Linked DNA regions of Homo sapiens: region 2 is linked to region 1. Evidence: chromatin loops called from intact Hi-C (ENCODE). Cell type or tissue: CD14-positive monocyte. All regions are shown on one strand. Links, peaks and the distances in the headings refer to the core of each region. The heading gives the core; the rest is flanking DNA.

Evidence for each region. A loop is a pair of places that touch in the nucleus more often than their neighbours do. Peaks named below come from ENCODE experiments on the same cell type or tissue, not always from the same donor. Only the 100,000 strongest peaks of a DNase experiment are listed, where the experiment ranks them.
Region 2: it touches region 1 in a loop (2.0-fold over the local background); 3 of 110 quality-filtered maps call a loop at or near these places.

Annotation. Positions count from the first base shown.
Region 1 is chr1:160,787,248-160,792,632 of GRCh38, reverse strand. LOC105371470 (a long non-coding RNA gene) reads left to right here and starts at 2,771. Exons shown (of 3, transcript NR_188636.1): 1 at 2,771-2,838. RefSeq lists enhancers at 2,292-2,411, 2,442-2,511, 2,562-2,681 and a silencer at 3,012-3,204. In CD14-positive monocyte, for the core only: no CTCF peak of the experiment used is centred there; DNase peaks (open chromatin) are centred at 2,122 and 2,692; H3K27ac peaks cover 1,426 bases.
Region 2 is chr1:160,702,508-160,707,892 of GRCh38, reverse strand. All of the region lies in intron 1 of CD48 (CD48 molecule), which reads left to right. LOC124904439 (endogenous retrovirus group K member 18 Env polyprotein) reads right to left here. Exons shown (of 1, transcript XM_047438433.1): 1 at 2,535-5,385. Among named protein-coding and RNA genes, the nearest start is that of CD48, 6.6 kb to the left of the region's middle. In CD14-positive monocyte, for the core only: a CTCF peak has its summit at 2,079 (motif pointing left); DNase peaks (open chromatin) are centred at 772, 1,952, 2,552 and 3,422; H3K4me3 peaks cover 4,832 bases; H3K27ac peaks cover 4,883 bases.

The DNA of each region.
Region 1 (5,385 bases), core at 245-5,244:
CAAGGTAATCAGTTAGTATTTTTTAAGTATATGTATTGTTTGAGGAAATTTAGTTCATTAAAATTGTAGTAAACTTTGTTGCCACGGTTTGAATGTATTTGTCCCTCCAAAATTCATATGTTGGAAACTTTTTTTTTTTTAATGAGATGGAGTCTCACTCTATCACCCAGGTTGGAGTGTAGTGGTGCAATCTCAGCTCACTGCAACCTTTGCCTCTTGGGTTCAAGTGATTCTCCTGCCTCAGACTCCCGAGTAGCTGGGACTACAGGCACGTGCCACCACACCTGACTAATTTTGTATTTTTAGTAGAGACAGGGTTTCACTATGTTGGCCAGGCTGGTCTCGAACTCCCAACCACAGGTAATCCACCTGCCTCGGCCTCCCAAAGTGCTGGGATTACAGGTGTGAGCCACTGTGCCTGTCCTATATGTTGGAACTTAAACCCCAAAGCGATAGTATTGAGAGGTGGGGCCTTTTGGGAAATGATTAAGTCATGAGCACTCTGCTTTCATATATGGGATTAATGCCCTTATAAAAGAGACTTCAAAGAGTTATCTGGCCCTTTCTTGCCCTTCCACTATTCTGCCATGTGAAGACAGTGTTCATCTCCTCTGGAGGATGCAGCAACAAGGCCCCACCTTGGAAGCACAGAGTGAGCCCTAACCAGACCGAGAGTCTGCTGGCACCTTGATCTTGGACTTCCCAGCTTGCAGAACCATAAGAAATAAATTTCCACTACTTATAAATTGCCCAGTTTAAGATATTTTTGTTATAGCAGCCAGAATGAACTGAGATATTTGTGTTTCTGATTTAAACTATGCAATTGATTTACATTTGTGCATTTGTGATTTTAGTTGGAAATCTTAATTTACATGAAGAATTGAATAATTTAAGACAACTTAAGAATGACCACACTTAGAAGTTTAATGTATTAGGTTTACAAGCCTTTAAGTATTTGGGAAGTTTATTTGCTGATTAAAATACTTTAAAACAAAACTAAATATATTACATTTATAAGTTAGAATAATAAGGGAATCAACTTATAAATTTGTAAAATGAGTCAAATTATTATTATTATTATTATTTTACTTTTGAGACAGGATGTTGCTCTGTGACCAAGGCTGAAGTGCAGTGGTACGATCTCGGCTCACTACAACCTTTACTTCCCTGCTCAAGCGATCCTCCAGCCTCAGCCTCCTGAGTAGCTGGGACCACAGTCATGAGCCACCATGCCCGGCTCATTTTTGTATTTCTTGTAGAGATGGGGTTTCGCCATGTTGCTCAGGCTGGTCTCGAACTCCTGAGCTCGAAGTGATCCACTTGCCTCGGCCTCCCAAAGTGCTAGGATTCCAGGTGTGAGCCACCATGCCTGGCCATGAGTTAAATCTTATTAATAGTCCTCAAGAAGGGTAGTTAAAATTTGCCTAATTTGTAAGCAGAACAGTAAGATTTGTAAGCTGAACTGAACTTAAGGCTGACTTAGGTTTTAAATTTATTTATTTAATAAATTGAATATGAGTTCTTAAAAGCAATATGGCCTATGAATAAATTTTTATGTGCAAAAACCATCTTCAAGGAAATAAATTATAAAGGAGAACTCCTAACTCTCATTGATTGGCAGGTAGTTTGCCTAGGTCACACAACTAGCAAGCAGCAGAGGCAGTATTCAAACCAGAAAGCCTCATGCCCAACACACTGTACCCAACCAGAAAGTAAAACCACCTGCATTACTTTATTTTTTATTGACATAAATTTTCTTTCCCACTAGACTGTAAGCAACACGGTTGCAGACACTTCCTTTCATCTCTGTATCCCCAGTCCTTAGCACAGAGCTTTTGTGGCACCTAGCAGGAACTCAACGAATATGCATTGAGTGAAGGAGAGAAGAGAACCCGGGGGGAACGGTATCCTGGCGTCCAGGAGGAGAGAGTATTTCAAGTGTCAAATGCCACAGGCAGTTGTATTAGCCAGGGATCTTCAGAGAAACCACACCTTGAATATATATATTGTTTCCTTTTTTCTCTTTTAATAGGAATTGGCTCACATGATCATGGAGGCTGAGAAGTCTCATGATCTGGTGACTGCAAGCTGGAGTACCAGGGAAGCTGGTGGTGTAGGTCCCGGTCTGAGTCAGAAGGCCTGAGAACTGGGAGGCTGGTAGTACAAGTGTCCTGACCCATAACCACAGGCCTGATGTCCAACAGCAAGAGGGAATGGATGTCCTAGCACCATCCTAGCCTGGGGCTTCAGGGAGGCCTTTCCCAAGGTGGTGATGACTGGAGATGGGCAATAGGAGGGTGTTAGGGTGAGGTAGATGACAGAGACTAGGGCAATCCAATCAGTAAGATGGCCTGAGGAAGTAGAGCTGCATTTACAAAAATGAGAAATCCCAAGGGGACTGCTTTAGAAGCAGTCTGTGGTGACTGGAGTCCAAGCTGTGAGACTTGGTGACAGAGTGTGGCCAGGTAGGTTGGCAAGACACAAGCCAATCATGAAGGGCCTTGTCCACAAGGACTTTGACCCCGGACTTTAGCCTTGTGGGGGTGGTACACCCCCGAGGGGTTTAAAGCAAGGCTGTGATGTCACCGGCGTTGGCTTTTAAGTAGCTCGTTCAGGCGCTTCTCATCCTTCTTTCTTTTGCGTCCGCTCATCTTCATATCTTGTGACACATAAACTACATGTGATTAAAGTGGTGACACTAAAAACAGGAACTGGTAGTAGGCTGACATTTACGCATGCATAGTCCGTCATCTGCTGCCATGTGACAAGCAGTTCTGCAGGTGCACTTTATGGCCCATTCTCTACCATGGTTGTTGCTCCTCCTTGGTCTTTTCATAGGTAAGTCCACCCCTCCACTGCCTCCCAGGCTCGTCTATTTGCTGCGTACACTGGTTTACTCTAGGAATGTGCAATTTTCATTGAGGTGCTGCCTCTATGGGAGCCAGGCTCTGTGTGTGCGTGTGTGTGTGTGTGTATGTGTGCGCACGTGCGCGTGGGTGCGTAAGTCTGTGCGCATGTGCTATAACCTCAGGTCACGCAGCTCTAGACGGTGTCCTTGTGACCCTCACATCTCTTTGACTAATGTATCACAAGGAGCCTGAGCATTTCCAGAGAGGCTGAATTGTGGAGGCATGAGATGGAGGATCAGCCACAGTCAGTTCCAAGACGCATGTAGTCTGCAGCATGTCATTTCAGTCATGTTTCCAGAGATGTCCAGGTTTTTAAAGACCTGTGGTGATGTAGTGCCTTGGGATTTGTGTTTTGTATCTGGTTCTCTTGCATCTCTTTCCCCTTCCTCCCTCTCCTGCCAGCCGCTGGGAGTCACCCTTCACCCTGAGTTGGGCCTTTCATGTCCCATAAGTGGTTTCAGTGGGGGAGCTCAAGCCTGGCACACTGGTAATTCCTGTCCCTGTGGATTCTCACTGCTCACCTCTAAGAACCTGACAGATGACAGGGGGATGGGCCTGGGACTTGGAGGCTAGGGGAACACAGATCTTGAGATATTCATGATGAGGGGACAGGTTCTGCTCTTAGTCTCCAGAGTTTCAAGCTTTCACTTTTATTCTCCATCAGGAGAAAACCAGCACGTTCTGTTCTTTTTTTTTTAATTATACTTTAAGTTTTAGGGTACATGTGCACAATGTGCAGGTTAATTACATTTGTATACATGTGACATGCTGGTGCGCTGCACCCACTAACTCGTCATCTAGCATTAGGTATATCTCCCAATGCTATCCCTCCCCCCTCCCCCCACCCCACAACAGTCCCCAGAGTGTGATGTTCCCCTTCCTGTGTCCATGTGTTCTCATTGTTCAATTCCCACCTATGAGTGAGAATATGCGGTGTTTGGTTTTTTCTTCTTGCGATAGTTTACTGAGAATGATGATTTCCAATTTCATCCATGTCCCTACAAAGAACATGAACTCATCATTTTTTATGGCTGCATAGTATTCCATGGTGTATATGTGCCACATTTTCTTAATCCAGTCTATCATTGTTGGACATTTGGGTTGGTTCCAAGTCTTTGCTATTGTGAATAGTGCCGCAGTAAACATACGTGTGCATGTGTCTTTATAGCAGCATGAATTATAGTCCTTTGGGTATATACCCAGTAATGGGATGGCTGGGTCAAATGGTATTTCTGTTTCTAGATCCCTGAGGAATCATCACACTGACTTCCACAATGGTTGAACTAGTTTACAGTCCCACCAACAGTGTAAAAGTGTTCCTGTGTCTGTTCATGTCCTTCACCCACTTTTTGATGGGGTTGTTTGTTTTTTTCTTGTAAATTTGTTTGAGTTCATTGCAGATTCTGGATATTAGTCCTTTGTCAGATGAGTATGTTGCAAAAACTTTCTCCCATTTTGTGGGTTGCCTGTTCACTCTGATGGTAGTTTCTTTTGCTGTGCAGAAGCTCTTTAGTTTAATTAGATCCCATTTGTCAATTTTGGCTTTTGTTGCCATTGCTTTTGGTGTTTTAGACATGAAGTCCTTGCCCGTGCCTATGTCCTGAATGGTAATGCCTAGGTTTTCTTCTAGGGTTTTTATGGTTTTAGGTTTAACGTTTAAGTCTTTAATCCATCTTGAATTGATTTTTGTATAAGGTGTAAGGAAGGGATCCAGTTTCAGCTTTCTACATATGGCTAGCCAGTTTTCCCAGCACCATTTATTAAATAGGGAATCCTTTCCCCATTGCTTGTTTTTGTCAGGTTTGTCAAAGATCAGATAGTTGTAGATATGCGGCGTTATTTCTGAGGGCTCTGTTCTGTTCCATTGATCTATATCTCTGTTTTGGTACCAGTACCATGCTGTTTTGGTTACTGTAGCCTTGTAGCATAGTTTGAAGTCAGGTAGCATGATGCCTCCAGCTTTGTTCTTTTGGCTTAGGATTGACTTGGCGATGCGGGCTCTTTTTTGGTTCCATATGAACTTTAAAGTAGTTTTTTCCAATTCTGTGAAGAAAGTCATTGGTAGCTTGATGGGGATGGCATTGAATCTATAAATTACCTTGGACAGTATGGCCATTTTCATGATATTGATTCTTCCTACCCATGAGCATGGAATGTTCTTCCATTTGTTTTTATCCTCTTTTATTTCCTTGAGCAGTGGTTTGTAGTTCTCCTTGAAGAGGTCCTTCACGTCCCTTGTAAGGTGGATTCCTAGGTATTTTATTCTCTTTGAAGCAATTGTGAATGGGAGTTCACTCATGATTTGGCTCTCTGTTTGTCTGTTATTGGTGTATAAGAATGCTTGTGATTTTTACACATTGATTTTGTATCCTGAGACTTTGCTGAAGTTGCTTATCAGCTTAATGAGATTTTGGGCTGAGACAATGGGGTTTTCTAGATATACAATCATGTCATCTGCAAACAGGGATAATTTGAC
Region 2 (5,385 bases), core at 81-5,080, 85 kb after region 1:
ATAGTTATTCGATGAGTGAATACATGAGGAAGTTCATGTACGCATGTATGCATGGAGGGATGGGTGGATGGAGGGAGGGAGCAAAGGAAAGAAGGAAGGAATAAATTTTGAGTCATTGTTTCAGTCAAGCTGGGGTCTCAGAGTAGCTCTTACTGGCCCTGATAAATTCTTTCTCCCATTTCCCACAGTGGCTATTTCAAACTTTCACCCTATCCTCAAGGCCCCTTACCTCAGTCCTCTGCCCTCTCAGCAAAGCATGTGCCTCCTTCTTTGCAGAAGAAATCGAAACTAGAGACCATTAGGCAGGAAGCCCTTCAACTTCCTGCCCACTATCTTCAAACTGGTAACTTTTCTCCACCACCAGCTGTCTTTCCTCCTTCTCTTTTCCCTCAGAGGATGAAGTGTCCCTCCTCCCAGTCAAGACCTGTGCCACTAACTCTGCTCTGAGTCCCACTAGCCCAGGCTCGTCAATCACCTCCCTTCTCTTCATGTCTTCCCTCCACTGAATCCTTTCCTTGGCCTACCATAGCTTAGGTCTTTCCCTACTTGAATAACAAAAACAAAATACTCTCTACTTTTTCATGACCCTTTACATACCGCCCTACCATTCTTTTTCCCATTCAAATTGCAACGTCTGAAGAGAAGAGTCTATTTTTATTGTTTCTCCTTCCTCACCTTCAGATTGCATTGCAGTGTTGCCCACTGAACTCATTATAGTTCCCATCTCAAAAAATAGTAGCCTGCTCAGCTTCTCACCAAGACACAAACCTGAGGTCTTGGTAGCTATTGCAAAATTACTTCCTAAAAAGGGTTGTACAGGCTTGTTAAATATTTAATCTTATGAGAGAGCTTCAGGTAACTCTGTCTCCACATCCTTAACACTCATCTTCTTTTCTTCCTTAAGAGTTTTACTAGAAACCATGTGTTTTGTTTTTATTATTTTTATTTTTCTCAATATATGAGGAAACCAAAGAAGCCAACCATGTGTCTTGTTTTATTGGAGTAACCGGAACTTACTCTTTAAAACCTTTCCCTTTCCTGGGGAGACTCTATGGTCCTGGGATTATGACTTCCTTTGATCTGAATTTTTTCCCGTTACAATTCTGTTTTTCTACAGACTAGAAACATGGGCGGGCACAGACAGGATCTGGTTCTATTTCTTCTTCTTTTTTTTAAAAGTGAAAGCGAGTTCATTAAGAAAGTAAAAGAATAAGATCCAACTTTGTTACTTTATCCCAATCATCCAGACATATCACCAAATACTTCCTGTTAGAATTAAATCAAAATAGTAGTTTTTTAAAAGGTTGCTTCAGCTACTTCCTAAAAAGTGGAATTGTTAAGAAGGCAAATCAAGATTTTATCAGCAGTTAATCACTTCTTTATTTCTCGGTAAGAAGTTACAGCCAACCATCAGGACAGCCTTTTTGGAATTGTTACACATGGGTGGTTAAGGAGGGAGAGAAGAAAGATACAATACTGTATGCTTACCTGTCATCAGCACTCATAATATACTGAAATTGGCTGAGCATGGTGGTTCACACCTGTAATCCCAGCACTTTGGGAGGCCGAAGCAGGTGGATCACCTGAGGTCAGGAGTTTGAGACTAGCCTGACCAACATGGTGAAACCCCGTATCTACTAAATACAAAAAATTAGCCCGGCGTGGTGGTGCATGCCTGTAATCCTAGCTACTTGGGAGGCTGAGGCAGGAGAATTGCTTGAACCTGGGGGGTGGAGGTTGCAGTGAGCTGAGATTGCACCACTGCACTCCAGCCTGGGTGACAAAAGTGAAACTCCATAAAAAAAATTATATATATATAAGTGATCTGTCTGGTGTTACTACCTGCCTCTGTCATCAGACAGTGGATTGTGCTATCTTCCTGAGTGTAAGTCTGAGACATCCTGGGGAGTCTGCCAAAGATGACCTAGCTCAGTACTTCTCAACCAGGGTGAATGTGGGAGAATTTTGTCCCTCAAGGGACATTTGGCAATATCTGGATACATTTTTGGCTGTCACAACTGGACAAGTGTTACTGGCACCTAGTGGGCAGATACCAGGAATGCTGGCAAACATCTTACAATGCACAGAACAGCCCCCTACAAAAAAGAATTATGTGGCCCAAAATGTCAATAATGTCAAGACTGAAAAACATTGATCTAGACTGCCTATTATGACCGCTTCTATTAATTCATGTGGAAACAACTAACAGAAGGAGAACAAATCTGGAATATGTCTAGTGATTTTAAACTCCTAGAAAGAATGTCCTCCTAGGCTGTATGCTCCAAGAGGCCAGAGACTGTATCTGCCTTGCTGACAGCAGAGTCTAGCACAGCGCCAGGCATGTTGTGGTTGTGCGATGACTGTATTCATGTAATCCATTTTACAAAACATATCTTAAACATTAATTAGACCACAGCCTCTGTCTTCTCTAACATCCCCTTCATCACATTTCTGTTTTTGTTGGGTGGCATCTCAGTTATGGGCATTTTGAGGTCTGGCCAAGGGGAAGTAGAAATGGGAAGTACTTAGTTGGGGTTAGTGGGATACATGTATGAGGGTTGAACTTATTCTGTCAGAGGGATTATAGGGCATGGGCTGGACCAATCAGAAGCACTGTAGAAATGAATGCCTAGGTATTTCCGTGTACAAACCAGGACAGGGTAAGTGCTTAATAAACATTTGTTGAATAGATGGATGAATGGTTGGAAGGCTGAATGAACAGGAACTTGAAAGCCCTGGGGTCACAGACATTTTTATCTTTTAGTGGTTGAGAATGTTTTTGGAAATGATGGATATGTGGAAAGTGAACAGCTAGTATATATCATGTTGAAGAGTACAACTGAGTTTTTGTGCGGCAGCATATGACACCAGAGTGATATAGGACATATTTCCTCTTCTTCTACCTTTAGCTTTTATTCCACAGCTCTTGTTTAGCCTTTGTATACATATTCTAAGTTCTCCCTCCACAAAAAGGACCAATGGACCTCCCTTCATCTTGTACTTTGTCCTTATCATCTTTTCTTTCTCCTTATCTTAACCAAACCAGGTTTTTAAAAATGACCTGAGGCTTATATAATTTGGAGTATTCTCATGAAAAAGAAAAATAATAAAAGAACAAAACTGGAAATACAAATAGGAACAAAAATAAATTCAATTAGAATAAAAAAAAAGAAATCCCAGGGAATTAGTTCAGGTTAAAAAAATACAAATACTACAAAGAACATGACAGCATAAAAAATAGCAGCATAATTTTAGTTAATTAAATGCCTTCGTGCTTCCACAATACTTTGCTACTGAATAGCTCTGGCTGTTGTTCACTTCCAACCTGCTTTCTCCTCTGCTTCCCACCTGCAGCCCGATTGCAACATGTCCATGGCCATTGCCAGTGAGTCAGTGCAGAGGGCAGCAAGAATATTCCTGGATGCCATTTCTTCACTGAAGTGGGTAGCGGGAACTTCACACACAAGAGTTTGCAACCCTCATACATGTATCCCGCTAACCCCAACTAAGTACTTCCCATTTCTACTTCCCCTTGGCCAGACCTCAAAATGCCCATAACTGAGATGCCACCCAACAAAAACAGAAATGTGATGAAGGGGATGTTAGAGTAGACAGAGGCTGTGGTCTAATTAATGTTTAAGATATGTTTTGTAAAATGGATTACATGAATACTGCTAGGGCTCCTCCAGGGCCATCCAAGAAGCCCTGAAGCTTCAGCTTCATCACTTTCACGGGAAATCTGCCTCTGATCCAAACTTTGTGAAACAATGGTTTATACAGTCTCCACTTTGTTACCTTCTAATAACTTGCTTCTAAATACATTGTAAATGCACACACAAGACATGAGCCACTTTTACAGGAAAGCATTTTTTTTTTACAGGACAAGACATTATTAATAAAGCTAAAATGTATCTACTCTCTCCAATCTCACTCCCTCTCTGACTGTGTCTCTCAACACCCAATCCCCTTGTTCACTCCACACTACCCACTCGCCACCTCCTTGCTGTTGTTTATGTATGGCAGGCAAATCCCTGCCCCAGGGCCTTTGCTCTGGCTCTTTCCTCTGTCTGGGTCCCTCCTACCCCAGATACCCTCTTGGCCACCTCTCTCCTCCAAGTCTTTACTCAGATGTGACCTACTTATCACCTTATAAATGAAGTTCACCCTTTTGCCCCTACCAGTACTTGTGACTCCCCTTACCTTATTCTAGGTTTTCTCCTCTGTCATGGCAGTTATCATCTCCTTACATACTATACAGTGTGTTCTGTTAGTGTGTTGATTGCTTACGTTTTTTCACCCCACTCTAATGCAAGCTCTGTTAAGGTAGGGATCTTTGCTGCATGTACCATAGATATGCTAATTCTTCTCTCTTCAAACCTCCAGCATCAGCTAATGGCTCCAGGACCAAACTACACTTTACCTATCATTCTCCAGGCCATCCCCCATCCACTACAGCCCCTCACCCTCCTGTCGTTTCGGGTCCTAAACCGGTCTGCATCGATATGCGCTGTTCAATCTTACCTTTTTTAAAAGAATTTAGGGATGCTTGTACTCAGTATGGTCCTACTTCTCCTTATGTTAAGATGGTTTTACAAACTTTTCGTACTGAAGTCACTTACTTCCCTTAGATTGGGACCTTTTGGCAAAAGCTGTTCTAACCCCATCTCAGCATTTACAATTCCGTATTCCATACCTGGTGGTCAGAAGAGGCCCATTTGCAGGCTCAGCTAAATAGCAGTAATGGCATTCTAATTACTCAGGCTCAGCTCACAGGCTCCGATAGTTTCTCTGATGCTTATGCCCAGTTAAACTTTGATGCCCTTACCACAGAACAAGTAACAAAGGTGTGTATGAGAGCTTGGGATAAATTACACGCTCCAGGCCAAGCTCCTGTTCCTTTTACCATAGTTAAACAAAGTCACTCTGAATTATACCCAGATTTTTTGGCTAAATTACAAGATGCTGTTCAAAAATCTGTCTCTGATGAGCGCACTCAAGGCATTCTCCTTTATATGTTAGCTTTTGAAAATGCAAACCATGAATGTAAAATGGCCATGCATTCTGTCCAACGCAAAATTTACCTGATCACGAGGTGTTGCCTGCATATATTAAAGCTTGTGAAGGCATTGGATCAGATACCCACAAAGCTATTCTGTGGGCACCGGCCATGAAGGACACCAACCAAACTGGTCCCATTAATTCTTCTCTTGGAGCCTGCTATAATTGTGGCCAACTTGGTCATATTCAAAAAAGTTGCACTGTTAAAAACTTACAAGCGGCCAAGTCGGTTCAACAAACATGGCCAAATGCTGCTCCTACTGTTTGCCCACGTTGTCGCAAAGGTAAACATTGGGCAAATGTTTGCCGCTCTAGGTATAATGTAGA